Linked DNA regions of Homo sapiens: region 2 is linked to region 1. Evidence: chromatin contacts called from ENCODE Hi-C or POLR2A ChIA-PET data. All regions are on one chromosome and are shown on one strand. The core of a region is the stretch at or near the end of the contact, and the rest is flanking DNA. Distances in the headings are between cores, read along the strand shown.

Region 1 (7,754 bases), core at 1,564-4,063:
TCTGTTCTCAGTTTTTTCTTGTCTTCTGCTAGCTTTTGAATTTGTTTGCTCTTGCTTTTCTAGTTCTTTGAATTGTGATGTTAGGGTGTCAGTTTTAGATCTTTCCCACTTTCTCTTGTGGGCATTTACTGCTATAAATTTCCCTCTACACACTGCTTTAAATGTGTCCCAGAGATTCTGGTACATTGTGTCTTTGTTGTCATTGGTTTCAAAGAACTTATTTATTTCTGCCTTAATTTCATTATTTACCTAGTAGTCATTCAGGAACAGGTTGTTCAGTTTCCATGTAGTTGTGCGGTTTTGAGTGCGTTTCTTAATCTTGAGTTCTAATTTGATTGCACTGTGGTCTGAGAGACTGTTATGATTTCCATTCTTTTGCATTTGCTGAGGAGTGTTTTACTTCCAATTATGTGGTCAATTTTAGAATAAGTGCGATGTGGTGCTGAGAAGAATGTATATTCTGAAGATTTGGATGATTTGGGGTGGAGAGTTCTGTAGATGTCTATTAGGTCCACTTGGTCCAGAGCTGAGTTCAAGTTCTGAACATCCTTGTTAATTTTCTGTCTTGATGATCTGTCTAATATTGACAGTGGGGTGTTAAAGTCTCCCTACTATTGTGTGGGAGTCTAAGTCTCTTTGTAGGTCTCTGAGGACTTGCTTTATGAATCTGGGTGCTCCTGTATTGGGTGCATATATATTCAGGATAGTTAGCTCTTCTTGTTGAATTGATCCCTTTACCATTATATAATGGCCTTCTTTGTCTCTTTTGATCTTTGTTGGTTTAAAGTCTGTTTTATCAGAGACTAGGATTGCAATTCCTACTTTTTCTTTGCTTTCCATTTGCTTGGTAAATATTCCTCCATTCATTTATTTTGAGTCTATGTGTGTCTTTGCACATGAGATGGGTCTCCTGAATACAGCACACTGATGGGTCTTGACTCTTTATCCAATTTGCCAGTCTGTGTCTTTTAATTGGGGATTTTAGCCCATTTACACTTAAGGTTAATATTGTTATGTGTGAATTTGATCGTGTCATTATTATGCCAGCTGGTTATTTTGTGCATTAGTTGATGCAGTTTCTTCATAGTGTCAATGGTCTTTACAATTTGGTGTGTTTTTGCAGTGGCTTGTCCTTGTTGTTTCTTTCCATGTTTAGTGCTTCCTTCAGGAGCTCTTGTAAGGCAGGCCTGGTGGTGACAAAATCTCTCAGGATTTGCTTGTCTGTAAAGGATTTTATTTCTCCTTCACGTATGAAGCTTAGTTTGGCTGGATATGAAATTCTGGGTTGAAAATTCTTTTCTTTAAGGATGTTGAATATTGGCCCCCCCTCTCTTCTGGCTTGTAGGGTTTCTGCAGAGAGATTCACTGTTAGTCTGATGGGCTTCCCTTTGTGGGTAACCCGACTTTTCCCTCTGGCTGCACTTATCATTTTCGCCTTCATTTCAACCTTGGCGAATCTGACAATTATGTGTCTTGGGGTTGCTCTTCTCAAGGAGTATCTTTATGGTGTTCTCTGTATTTCCTGAATTTGAATGTTGGCCTGTCTTGCTAGTTTAGGGAAGATCTCCTGGATAATATCCTGAAGAGTGTTTTCTAACTTGGTTCCATTCTCCCCAACACTTTCAGGTACACCAATCAAACATAGATTTGGTCTTTTCACATAGTCCCATATTTCTTGGAGGCTTTGTTCGTTCCTTTTCATTCTTTTTTCTCTACTCTTGTCTTCTCACTTTATTTCATTAAGTTGATCTTCAATCTCTAATATCCTTTCTTCCACTCGATTGATTTGGTTATTGATACTTGTGTATGCTTCACAAAGTTCTCATGCTGTGTTTTTCAGCTCCATCAGGTCATTTGTGTTCTTCTCTAAACTGGTTATTCTAGTTAGCAATTCATCTAACCTTTTTTCAAGGTTCTTAACTTCCTTGCATTGGGTTAGAACATGCTCCTTTAGCTCGGAGGAGTTTGTAATTAATCACCTTCTGAAGCTTACTTCTGTCAATTTGTCAAACTCATTCTCCGTCCAGTTTTCTTCCCTTTCTGGTGAGGAGTTGTGATCCTTTGGAGGAGAAGATGCATTCTGGTTTTTGGAATTTTCAGCCTTTTTGCACTGGTTTCTCCCCATCTTTGTGGATTTATCTACCTTTGGTCTTTGATGTTGGTGACCTTCGGATAGGGTCTCTGAGTGGATGTCCTTTTTGTTGATGTTGATGCTATTCCTTTCTGTTTGTTAGTTTTCCTTCGAATATTCAGGCCACTCTGCTGCAGGTCTGCTGGAGTTTGCTGGAGGTCCACTCCAGACCCTGTTTGCCTGGGTATCACCAGCAGAGGCTGCAGAACGGCAAAAATTGCTGCCTGTTCTTTCCTCTGGAAGCTTCATCCCAGAGGGGCATCCACCAGATTCCAGCCGGTGCTCTCCTGTATGTGGTGTCTGTCAGCCCCCACTGGGAGGTGTCTCCCAGTCAGGAGACACAGGGGTCAAGGTCCCACTTGAGGAAGCAGGCTGTCCCTTATCAGAGCTCGAACGCTGTGCTGGGAGATCCGCTGCTCTCCTCAGAGCCATCAGGCAGGGATGTTTAAGTCTGCTGACGCTGTGCCCACTGCTCCCCCTTCCCCCAGACACTCTGTCCTAGGGAAATGGGCATTTTATCTAGAAGCCCCTGACTGGGGCTGCTGCTTTTTTTTCAGAGATGCCCTGCCCAGAGAGGAGGAATCTAGAAAGGCAGTCTGGCTAAAGCGACTTTGCTGAGCTGCGGAGGGCTCTGCCCAGTTTGAACTTCCTGGCAGCTTTGTTTACACTGTGAGGGTGAAACTGCCTACTCAAGCCTCAGTAATGCCGGATGCCCCTCCCCGCACCAAGCTTGAGCACCCCAGGTCAACTGCAGACTGCTGTGCTGGCAGTGAGAATTTCAAGCCAGTGGATCTTAGCTTGCTGGGCTCCATGGGGCTGGGATCTGCTGAGCTAGACCACTTGGCTACCTGGCTTCAGCCCTCTTTCCAGGGGAGTGAACGATTTTGTCTCACTGACTTTCCAGGCACCACTGGGGTATGGAAAAAACCTCCTGCAGCTAGCTTGGTGTCTGCCCAAATGGCCGCCCAGTTTTGTGCTTGAAACCCAGGGCCCTGGTGGCGTAGGCACCAAAGAGAATCTCCTGGTCTGCGGATTGCGAAGACTGTGGGAAAAGCATAGTATCTGGGCCAAAGTGCACCGTTCCTCATGACACAGTCCCGCACGGCTTCCCTTGGCTAGGGGAGGGAGTTCCCAACCCTTTGTGCTTCCTGGGTGAGGTGATGTCCCTCCCTGCTTTGGCTTGCCCTCCGTGGGATGCACCCCCTGTCTAATCAGTCCCAATGAGATGAACTGGTTACCTCAGTTGGAAATGCTGAAATCACCCGCCTTCTGCGTTGATCTCACTGGGAGCTGCAGACCAGAGCTGTTCCTAGTTGGCCATCTTGCCAGTAATCCAAAAAATTTAATTTTTAATTTGTTCTCTATTATGTATTTTTGTTAAACTATATTAATTTAAAAAATAAAGTAGGCATAACCAAATAAAAAGCAAACATTTTGTTTGTGATAGGTTTCTCCCCCTCTTCATTATATTGCTTCATCCTTAAATATCTAGAAGTACGGATTGCTTACAGCTCCTTCCTGCCAGCAATAGATAGGAGTTAGTTGGTACAACCAGCCTGTTATTATTTTTCTTATTTTATTTTCATAGAATATTCCTTTTGGAATATTCTTCTTTAATATTTTGAGAAGATAAAATCAGTTTTTATTATTTTTGATGACAGAAACCAACGTGAACCAAGAAAATCCAATAATTTCACAGCCTTTTGAGAAAAAGCATCCATTATAGAAATTATTTATTATTTATTTTTTATTTTTTGAGATGGAGTCTCACTCTGCCACCCAGGCTAGAGGGCAGTGGTATGGTCTCGGCTCACTGCAACCTCCGCCTCCCGGGTTCAAGCAATTCTCTTGCCTCAGCTTCCCAAGTATTTGGGATTACAGACACATGCCACCACGCCTGGCTAATTTTTTGTATTTTTTCAGTGGACACGGGGTTTCACCATGTTGGCCAGGCTGGTCTCAAACTCCTGATCTCAGATGATCCACCTGCCTCGGCCTCCCAAAGTGTTGGGATTACAGGCGTGCCTGGCCAGAAATTATTTTTAAAAAGATAAAATTGAACTGGCCCCTACTTAGGAAAGTACTGCCCTGTTCTTATCCTTGCTGGGCATTGTGTTTTGTTGTTTAAAGTATTATGCCCCAAAATCATTTGGAAAAAAAAGTTAGATCCCTTTCTTTTTCCATATACTCAAATAAATTCTAAGTAGGTAAAAGATTGAAATGTAAAATGTAAGATCATAAAAGAAAATTTGAGTGAATATGTAATCTTAGGGAGAGAAAAAACTTTCATGGCATGATACCAAAGGTAGAAATCATGCAAGGAAACACTGATTACAAATATTAGTTAACATCTATTGAGGGGTTACTCTGTGCTGGGCCACGTATTGAGGACATGTACTATCTCATTTTGTTCTCACATCAAGCCTATGAAGTAGGTGTTATTATCACTGTTTTATGGTGCAAAAAATGAGGCACAGGGAAGTTGATTACCTTACTAAGGTCACACTGGCGGGAAGTGACTGAGTTAATATTTGGATCTCATTAGTCTGACTCCAAATCTTGGAAACATAATGGGATATGATACAAAATAGTGTTTATTGTGTATGCCTGCCATTTCTTCACCATAGGGGTGTTGAAAAAGCCAGAGGAGTTATCGTAGGTACAAGTGCTTGGTGAACTGTGAAAGATTACCTAGTGTTAGAGAGCAGGTCACCTCACTGCTTGTCAGGGTAGAACAAGGGACAGCAGCCAACATCTGGGTCTCCACATCTGCCTAGCAGCCTCCTCAGCTTCTTCATCTGGCTGCTTTCAGTCCCTCTCATTTACTTATTTATTTATGGAAATTTATTTTTATTTTCAGAAACAGGTTCTGGCTCTGTCACCTAGGCTAGAGTGCAGTGGTGCAATTATGGCTCACTGCAGCCTCCAACTCCTGCGCTCAAGTCATCCTCCCACCTTAGCCTCCTGAGTAGCTGGGACTACAGGCACATGCCACCAGGCTTGGCTAATTTTAATACTTTTTGTAGAGACAGGGTTTTGCTATGTTGCCCAGACTGGTCTCAAACTCCTGGGCTCAAGCAATCTTGCTGCCTCAACCTCCCAGAGTGCTGGGATTACAGGCACGAGCCACCGCTCCTGGCCAGTCCCTCTCATTTAAACAATTGTCCCTCATTTGTCTGCATGGAACCACCTCAGCTAATCCAGGTGCCTCCCTAATCCTGCCAAAAAACCTGGAAAAGGGTCTGCTTCTTATTCTCTGGGAACAAAAGGGCATAGATTTTGCATTTGAAAGATGAAAGAAAATTGAATCCAGACATGAATAGTAGCTCTCAATCACTTGGCAGTTAGCCATTTTTTCTTTCTTTCCTGCTTTTTTTCCAGGTGATAGACAAATATGCTTAACCCTCACAGCTTGCATAGAGTTGGGTACAGAGACAGACTGTTAGAAAATTGCTAATTTAAGCCAAATTTTAGTTTAAAATTTACGGGAAGGAAATATTTGTAAAGACCCTATTGCTATTGCCAAAGAGTTTGTGGAATATCACATTTGGTGATGTAATGCTGGAAACCATTCACTCCTCTAATGTTTCATTCATAGTAATTCTCCAAAGTGTTTGTTTTGGCTTATTACTACTATTTAGGTTGGTGCAAAAGGAATTGTGGTTTTTGCCATTACTTTAAAACCACAATTCATTTTGCACCAACCTAATAAAAATGTGAAAGAAAAATAAACCTTGCCCATTTCTAAAGGCATTTGTAAATACAAACTACTGTCACTGACAAACCTTGGCATGGTAAAGACACATAATTTCCAAATCTGCTACATTCCAGTGGGTAAATGAATAATCAGGAGTTATGAGTGGCTCCCCAGTGGGAAGAAAATTTTTGGGATTACTGACCACAAAAAGAAAAATTTCAAAATTTCCAGTATTTGTTACTTTAGGTTGCTTTCCATCTCTGGGAAATCTACTCTTACCAGAACTAGAGACCGTTTCCAAGGAAAAAAGGAGAAAAAAAGAAGATGCCACTTTGAAAGACATCGTTGCTTCATCCTTCAAATAGCCACATGGGGAATATGCAGCAATTTCCTTATTAACAGGTGTTCAAAGCATCTTGTGTTTCTCAACACCCAGACTGGAACTCTCCTGGGAACTAGACTGAAAAACTTACCACCCAACTATAGTTTGCTCAAGTGGGCCCCAAGGAAAAGTTGCCAAATTCAGGAATCAGTGAATCTCAGGGGTGTTTCTGAATTCTAAACCCTGAGGCCAAATGGATAAGTATTGGAGTCCTAAGTTATTTATTTTCTTATTCTTTATACAATTTTGTAGGTGATTTCATAATATGAGGGGATTATTTAATGACTCTACTGTACATTTCTTGGAAGAAATACTCTATTAATATTTAGGATATTGTTGGGTGTTGGGTGAAGACTCATTACTTAATGACACCGAGTAAATTAAGAAAAAGTGTGCCATTCACATAATTAACAGCAGAGACATAATGTAATACTCATTTGAAAAAAACCTTTAATTTGAATAATTGCTTGAAAAGACCTAACTGAACACTAGATTACTACTGTGACCTGGAAAATGGAGAGAAATATGTTGGTTTTCATACTCTAAGACCCACATGCCATTTCTGAATGATCACGTATTTTAATAGCTTGACTGTAAGTAAGTGTCATTCTAAATCATCAGAGATCATTGGCCAATTCCAGAGGTTCCTTGAATATGTTTAACTTCTAGGCTTTTGAAGGGGAAGCTGTTGGGTTTATTTATTTCATTAAAAAATATTTATTCTATTTCCTCATTAAAAAGTAATACATGTTCACTGAAGAGCGTTGGAGAGAAACACTGAAAAACAAAGGGAAAAAATATAAGGATTATGTATAATTCTTAGAGACAACTCATATCAACATTTTGGTGTTAAGAATTTGCTTTCCAGTCAGTTTTTTCCTTTTTAATTGTTTTAAAAATTACACAAGAAATATTTTCTCATTATAAAAAAATTGAGACAATATAGAACAAAATGTAGAAGTCACCCTATTATGGTCTAAATTGTACCTCCCTAAAATTCATGTGTTGAAACCCTAAGCTCCAGTTCCTCAGAATGTGATTATTTGGAGATAGGGGCTTTAACAAGGAGACGAAGTTTAAATGAGGGCTTTAGGGTAGACCCAATCTGATGTCCTTATAAGAAGAGAAAATGTGGCCTGGGCCTATAATCCCAGCACTTTGGGAGGCTAAGGTGGGCGAATCACCTGAGGTCAGGAGTTTGCAACCAGCCTGGCCAACATGGCGAAGCCCCGTCTCTACTAAAAATACAAAAATTAGCCAGGTGTGGTAGCGGACACCTGTAGTCCCAGCTACTCGGGAGGCTGAGGCAGGACAATTGGTTGAACCCAGGAGGTGGAGGTTGCAGTGAGCCAAGATCATGTCACTGCACTCCAGCCTGGACCACAGAGTGAGACTCCATCTCAAAAAAAGAAGAAAAGAAAAGAAAAGAAAAATTAAAAAACCAAGAAGAGAAAATGTGGACTCACAATGGAAAATGTTGCCTATGCACTCACACAGGGAAGGCCATATGAGGACAGAGCAAGGTGGCCACCCTGCAAGCCCAG
Region 2 (7,754 bases), core at 2,271-4,770, 37 kb after region 1:
TCATGGTGTTTTAACAGTTTCGTTTTTCTTGTCATGTTGCCAACTATTAAAACTTTGCCCAGACCTAGTTTAGCAGCCAGTAAACAAAATATGCTCACTCGGTGTTTGTTAATTTTTGTTTTTGTTTTTATTGTTTAATGTTTGTTAGTTTTTGTTTGATTTCTGACTTGGGAGAGCAGCAGCAGCAGGAAGTCCAGATTTAGGAGTTGGGTCATTCAGTTGTTTCCTTACAGAAAAGCGGCTAGAGGAAGGCACCCAGCTCAGAATATACCTGGCACAAGGAAAGGCTCATTAAGCCAAGGTTCGAAGAAACCCCAAAAAAGCAATTTTACAGAATCTTAGACTCGGAAGGGACTTTAGACATCACCTACAACCTCTACCCTATGTGTGATTCCTCTCCACAATTCAGTCCCTGTTCTTGTCCCTAGGGTTACCTCTTCTAAATAAACATCAAGAGAGTGTCTGGCCAAGAGATTCGTGGAGGGGTCCACAATTCCCTCGCATGATTCTTTTTGTGACCTAAGAATTCCATTTCACTTCTGAACTTTGATATGCCTTGGTTTTCCCACTCATAACATGGAGGTAGGTAATGTAAAATATATCAGTCTCCATTATCTCCTTAAACAGTTATAGTGCTTCCTGAAGAAAGTGCCAAGCTGTGCTGTTAGAAAGAGTAGGAGCAAACTAGGAAGCTGGCACCAATTGTACAGTTAGGTTTCTGACATGTAAAAATCAGGAGAAGGGAAATGTGGGTTGGAAGCTTTAATTGTGAGCGGAGAATGAAAGCTGATTCAGTTAGTGTGTAATGTAATTTGGAAAGTGGAAATAATGAAAGGGAAACAGTTTTTATTTCTGGGAAATGAAACAGAAAGAAATACAAGTAACGAGAACAACAGCAACAGCAACGACAAAGCCAAGCCCATTACCCACAAAAGCTACAATTTTTTCTTGTATTTGGGTCTTTGAATTGCTACTCTCCCCAGAAAAAAAATAGTTTTTAATTGAGTTTGCAGTTCCCTTTGAATTTCATAAGTGATTTACACTATTAAGTTTACTTTAATTTTAATTAAATATATAATATATATTTAGTTAATATGTAATATATATTTAAACACACACATATCTTTCTTCCAACATTCACATTAGGATTTTTTAATGGTCAAAGAAGATATTTCTGAGTTCAAAACTCAGTTTTAAAGTAGAGTTTGGTAAAGTAGGGACATTTTGCTTTTTGGACATGGCTTTCTCCCTCAGCCTATTTTTGGAGCATGAGATCTTGTGGGCCTAAGTTCTGCATTCACCACATCTCTCCTGAAACCCCTGACTTCCCCTCTGCTACCATCACCCAGGGATCCCCCTTCCCACTCCTGTAACACTTTATGTCTGCTGCTCTACAGTACTTACCACACATCTCCCTCCCACCTGTATCAGATGGTCCTATGGGTAGAAAAATGTCTTATATCTTAGTAGTCCAATGTACCTGGGATGTAGTAAATGTCAGAGTCCGAAACTGTCTTATTTTCCAGATTTGGGCTTTGTAATAAAGGCCTTTTGAAGATAATGCCTAGGTCTTTGATATGTAATTTTAGGTAAAAAGAAAACTGAAGGAATGACTCTAATGGTAGAGGTTTCCGGCTGGAAAAGAGGATAGTGTTATTAGAGTCTGTGGGTAATTTGGGGGACAGAATGGTCTTCCTGGTAGTCCTTGAATCATACAAAGTCAATGATAGTTAGCTTGGTGTACCTGCTTGTTAAGATGGGCCTGGACAATGCTCTGACTTGTTGGGAAATAAGTAGAGTGAACAACAGTGTCTGTTTGTCTGGGACTGTCCCCATGTTAGCATGGAAAGTTCCATATCTTGGGAAACCCCCAGTCCTGGGCAAACCAGAGCACTGGTCACCCCATACAATCCAAATATACAGTGGAGTATGGCCTCTTAACTGTCACATTAACGTGCTGATAACTTGGACTCTAGTACTTGTAGGGAAAAGATAAATCTTCAAATAAGTAAACAACTAGCCCAGTTTGGGAGGATGTCAGTTCTGCTTTCTCATTAAGATAAGGCAATCTTAAAATCATTAGAGAACTCACAAATGTGGCTATAAAAATAACAACAGTTACATAATTAGATTTCCTTGGCTGAAACCACTAATAAGACATTGCCAAATTTTAGCTTATTGTTGAAGATAAATCTCTCTCACCCATTCTCTCTCTCTCTTACACACACACGTGCACACACACACACACAATTTTTATTTTTCTGGCTTAGCATACTTTTATTTTAATTATAGGTTTTATCGTTTTTCACCATGTTAACAGAACAAAGTTGGTTTGTTGTTGAAGGATATGATTTAAATGGATAGCTATTGCTGTGGTTTACTGAAAGCACAATACTGCATTATTTTGAAAATATGTTTAATGAAGCATATTTTCATTTAAAGCATACCTGTACTTAATGGAAATTTTTGAGATCCATCATTTCTAAAGATGAAGAGAAGAGGCTGTGTAGCCACCAAATGCTTGCTGGCCCTCTAACGCCTAAAGTGCTACATTTATTTATTATAAGAATATAGAGATAATAAGACTGTTTATGAATTACAAATCAATAATGAAATAACTCTTGGGCTAAGGACAAAATCAAATGGAAATTATAAATCACATAAATATGAATGGGCACAGAAGCATTACTCTACAAAATCTGTGGGGTATGGTCAACATGTTGTTCAGAGGGAAATCTATAGCTTTCAATGTCCATATCAGAAAAGAAGAGACATGGAGAATAAATTAACCAAACTTTCAAATCAAAATTTAACTTCCTAATTCAACCATCAAACAAACAAACAAACAAACAAACAAACAAATAAAACACAAAGTAAAGAGAATGGAAAAAAATGTAATGGCAGGAAATAATGTGATAGAAAAGGATAATAGAGGCTGCTGAACTTGAGGAAATCCTCCTTTTACACAACAAGGATGTCAGCTGCCCAGACTCTGACTTGGAGACTCACCTCCCAGCCCAAGGAATATGCGTTATGAGAGTAAGAAATACATGATTACACCTCTGCATGGATGACTGCAAAGGGGACAATAATAACTAACAATAAGACCCATGTGTCAAGCATTATGCCAGGCAGCTTATATAAATTATATGGTTTAGTTGTATTTCTTCCTCATTTTCTGATAAGAATATTGAAACACAGGATGGCCTAGTAATTTCCTCAATACTGAGGGACAGTAATTAATGTAGCTGGAACTTGAACTTCAGAAGGGTTATTAAGTGGGGTTTAATTTACCACATGTTGTTAAAGATGCCATTGGCTTTAGAAACATCTTGTTTTGAAAATTCGTATCTGTTTGGGAAGATCATGATACTATCAGTCGGTCATGCTTTAGAGTGAAATGGTTCAAACAGATTGCTTTCCTTTCAACAGCTAGCTGAGGTTAGCTGTGTTAAGAGAATGGGAGTTTTGAAGTGGTTAAAGAGAAAGAAGTAATGCAGGAGTGGCACTGCTTAGAGGCTAACACCCCCATCGGAATACTGGGCAGCTGGTAAGCAAAAGTACAGAAAGGGAAGTGAGAAGATGCCAAAGATAAACTCTATTTCAAAATTCTGACTATGGTCAGCCCCACCCTCAAGAAGAGAGGGACAGGTTCTTCCTCTTTTTCTGTCCTGTACAAAGCAATCTCCTATTCCCAGGACCAGGAAGTTCAGGTCCAAGGGCCACTCTAAGGAAAATAGAGTTGGAAGGGACTTTAGGGGTCCTATCCAGTCTACTCACCACAAGGCCTCCCACACCCTCCTGCATGAATCCTCCAAACTCCTCCTGACCATCTTTGCATCTTTGTTGCTCCTTTGTTGTCTATTTGGGGCTCGAGTTAGTTGTTAGAAATTCCTTTCTATCAGCCAACAATCTTATCTCCCTTCAACTTCCCCTCATTTGTCTTATATCTGCCCCTGGAATTGCCCAGTCTGTGTGGTATTTGTTCCAATGGAATTTGATCTGTCATATACTGTTGCTTTTGGCTGATTTGCTAAATTGACTGGATCTCTCTCTAAACTCAATGATTTGGATCAAGGTAAATGCTGGTAAAATGTGCCAGCAATTTCTTTTTCAGAAAGATCTTGCTATTGCTCTGTTACTTTTGTTTGTTTGTTTTTTTTTAAAGAATGTTCCCAATAGATTCATTTTGAGGGAATAGATTCACCTATGAATCCATGGAGTGACCCACACAAAACACCTACATAAAAAAGAAACAAAAAGAGTATGTTTTCTTACTGACAAACACTACTTGAAAGCTCTTCAAGTCCTTCGTGGTATAATAAAGTAAATAGATATTGAGAAGAAGAGATCATCTAGTTAACAAACATGGAAAAATGTTCCACCTCACTTTTAATTTTAAAAGTGATAAGATACCCCTTCCATTCATTTGGCTACAAAGCATAGCAACATTTATAATAATATTTAATGTTTGTTAGTACTATAGTACATTACCAGTAGAATTAGAAACGTCTTTTAGAAATTGATTTAGCTATATGTATTGAGATCTTTTAGTTTTATTTATTTAGTAATTTTTAGAGGCAGGGTCTTGCTATGTCGCCCAAGCTGTTCTTGAACTCCTGAGCTCAAGGGATCCTTTTGCTTCAGTCTCCCAAGTAAGTAGAATGACAGGTGCAAGCCACTGCACCTGGCTATCAGGAGATTTTAAAATATTCTCATCCTTTCACCTAGTAGAATCTCCTGGGTATTTGTACTAAGGAAATAATCCAGAGATTAAAAAAATATGCCTACGGTTTGCACTTCTCACAGGAAAATTATTCATAATAGTGAAAAATTAGTCACAGCCTAAAATCTAACAACAGGAAATAGTTTAACTAGATTATGGTGCATCCACTCAATGGAAGATTATACAGCCATTTCAAATAACGATTATGAAAAAAACATTATATGTAATCTATATTGTCCTAGTGGAAATATCTTAGGTAAGTCAATGGTAGCGAATCAGAAAAATATTGAGACTCAGTAGTTTTTAGCCACATGAAAAATTCTTGCAGTATATAAAAAACAATGTATACAAAGAAATGCACCAAAATTATTATTATGACAGAAAAAGGGTGGGAGAAGTGTTTTTATATTTAATCAAGAGCTGTACTGTATAACTGAATTGTTTGCCAGCGGAGCAGAAGGCAGATGGCTTGGTTAAACTCACACATTCTTGCCCACTCCAGCTATTTTTATAAGGCTCTTACGGTTTTAGGATTTTCTTACATTTTTGTTGATTCTTGTACTCTATTTACTTCTTCTCCAACTTCATTATGGAATATTATCTAGTGTTTATTATTTGTCTGGGGTCCCCATTGATATTAGCAAAAAACACTGGTCATTGGGTTGTACTTGATTATTTGAGTCTTCAAAGCTCCTTGTCATTGCATATTGCGGGACTGAGAGTTAATATAAGGATATGATTCTATCAATCAATTTTCACAGATATATATGTCACTGAACACGAAATATGGGATATATTAGTCAGCTATTGTTACAATGCTGAGTAATAAACAGCTCCAAAACTCAGTGGCTCATAAAAATAAGCCTTTATTTTCCTTGTTCATGAGCCTGTGGATGATCTGGGATGCTCTGCTTCTTTTGCAGGACAGCTGGGCTTATATCAAAGCCTCAAGTTGGGATCAGGCCTGCTTCACATGTTCCCAAATCCCATTAGCTATCTGAGGCATATTCTTCTCCTGGTGGATTATGAAAGGCAAGAGGCCAAGTCAGGAGAATTGCTTGAACCCAAGAGGCAGAGACTGCAGTGAGCCGAGATTGTGCCACTGCACTCCAGTCTGGGTGACAGAGTAAGACCCTGTCTAAAAAAAAAAAAAAAAAAAAAAAAAAAGAGGCCAAGTCAAACTACTTAAGGCCTATGCTCATGTGTGCTATCATTTAATTGATCAAACCAAATCACATATGTAATTATGCCCAACATCAATGAGAGAGGGAAATAACTCCCATTAGAAGTTCACCTGACAGAAGGAGGGGGTAAAGAATTGAGAGCAATGATCTAATGTACCATAGGGACAATGTACAAACAGATTAATTTAAATAATTGGAAAGAAATACCTACTGACTTGCAGAATAGGTAGGATTATCTCCATGTGTGAAAAATATCCTATTTTTCGATTAGACTAATGAAAACTTAATAAAATAGTTGTTACCATATATTTCTTTTAAAGAATATGCAGTATCAATATATTTTAAGGACAGCTAAACATCCTGGGTGTTTAGCCAAGTAGAAACTGGTCCAGCTTTGACTATCCTGGGTGTTTAGCCAAGTAGAAACTGGTCTAGTTGTAAGTGGATTTTTTTGTTGTTGTTTATTCTTGGGGACCGAGTCTCGCTTGGTCACCCAGGCTGGAGTGCAGTGGTGCGATCTTGGTTCACTCCAACTTCTGCCTCTGGGGTTCAAGAAATTCTTGCGCCTCAGCCTCCCTAGTAGCTGGGACTACAGGTGTGTGCCACTACACCTAACTATTTTTTTTATTTTTATTTTTTGTATTTTTAGTAGAGATGGGGTTTCACCATGTTGGCCAGGCTGGTCTTGAACTCTTGACCTCAAGTGATCCACCCGCCTTGGCCTCTCAAAGTGCTGGGATTACAGGCATGAGCCACTGTTCCCGGCCTGTAGGTGGATTTCTGGCTTTGGGTTACACACACACACTTGTTTATAGGAGTTTGTAAGTAGGGAGTAAAATGTACTCTGAAAGGAAATCACTTGATAGGAACCACTATTTGGTAAGAAGAGGTGACTCAAGAAAAGAAGTTCCTTGTGGTTTTAAACTTTATTATGCTCCAGGTCCCTACAAAAATATGCTTTCTTTCTCCTTCTTCTTCTTCTTTTTTTTTAATAAGCTGATTTAAGGCAAAAGCTTTTAGCTAAATGTTACTGCTTTAAATTTTTCAAAACGAGAACACTTCTCAGCAAAATTTTTTATTTCTTTGTTTTAGTGTAGAAAGCAAAAGCAAGGGATAACTAAGTCTGAGTTCAAGCTAGATATATTTGTTTACATTGGAACAACAGCTTTAAAGTCTAGGAAAGAAGTGCTGATAGCTCAGAAGAAAAAGCAAGTAATGGGTTCCAGTAAAGTTGGTTAGGGAATTTTGTTTGTTTAATTTTTAAATTAGTAGGGGCCTTTCTCCAAAATGTTTGTTTTTAAGATTCAGGTTAAAATTTGCATAGATACAAGAGATGTGGGAATTAGTCAATATCAGAGAAAGATGCTGAGGTAATTTCCATTTCAGAAAATTTATCTAGCTTTGCCTAAATGGATAAATGGAGACATTTGAAGCATAAGAGTTTGGCATTTCATGTCCCAGCTTAGAGGACTTCCACTTGAAACAGAACAATTGGTTTGAAGCACAGTATCTAGATCCTTTCTCCAAAGAGAAAGAAAATTGCCCATTCAACCAGCAATTATCTCTAATTAAGGAATGGAAGCACAAGTTTTCGGTAGTATCACTACCTGGCAGTCTGCATGCAATCAAGCAAGGCAAGGTTCCTATATCCACAGGAGTTTTTTCTTGACTAGAAAAAAAAATTAGGATAATTAAGCAAGTTGTAGCAATCATTTTTTACGATCAAAAAGACTGCAACAGATTTAATTAATTCTTTGGTAGATGCAGAAAGTAGTATTTATGCTTTTCTAAAGGCCAGTATTCACCGTGGACTAACAGCAAAATGTTTCAATACCATCTCAGCA

The links. A loop is a pair of places that touch in the nucleus more often than their neighbours do. ChIA-PET counts read pairs that join two places held with the same protein, here RNA polymerase II (POLR2A). Pooled maps may share reads with other maps.
Region 2: a map of ascending aorta shows a loop between it and region 1 (3-fold over the local background). The contact joins two enhancer-like sites. A Hi-C loop is called at or near these places in 4 of 168 maps with a recorded cell type or tissue (aorta, ascending aorta, cardiac septum and 1 more) and 3 of 50 pooled maps. POLR2A ChIA-PET finds 5 or more read pairs at or near these places in 1 of 52 experiments (activated naive CD4-positive, alpha-beta T cell).

The regions. Positions count from the first base shown.
Region 1 is chr9:4,899,083-4,906,836 of GRCh38, forward strand. No RefSeq gene overlaps it. Among named protein-coding and RNA genes, the nearest start is that of MIR101-2, 53 kb to the left of the region's middle. Within about 2 kb of position 2,814, at least 7 of the 41 ENCODE cell types and tissues checked have a DNase peak (open chromatin) inside an H3K27ac peak, as active enhancers do.
Region 2 is chr9:4,935,696-4,943,449 of GRCh38, forward strand. No RefSeq gene overlaps it. Among named protein-coding and RNA genes, the nearest start is that of JAK2, 46 kb to the right of the region's middle. Within about 2 kb of position 3,521, at least 4 of the 41 ENCODE cell types and tissues checked have a DNase peak (open chromatin) inside an H3K27ac peak, as active enhancers do.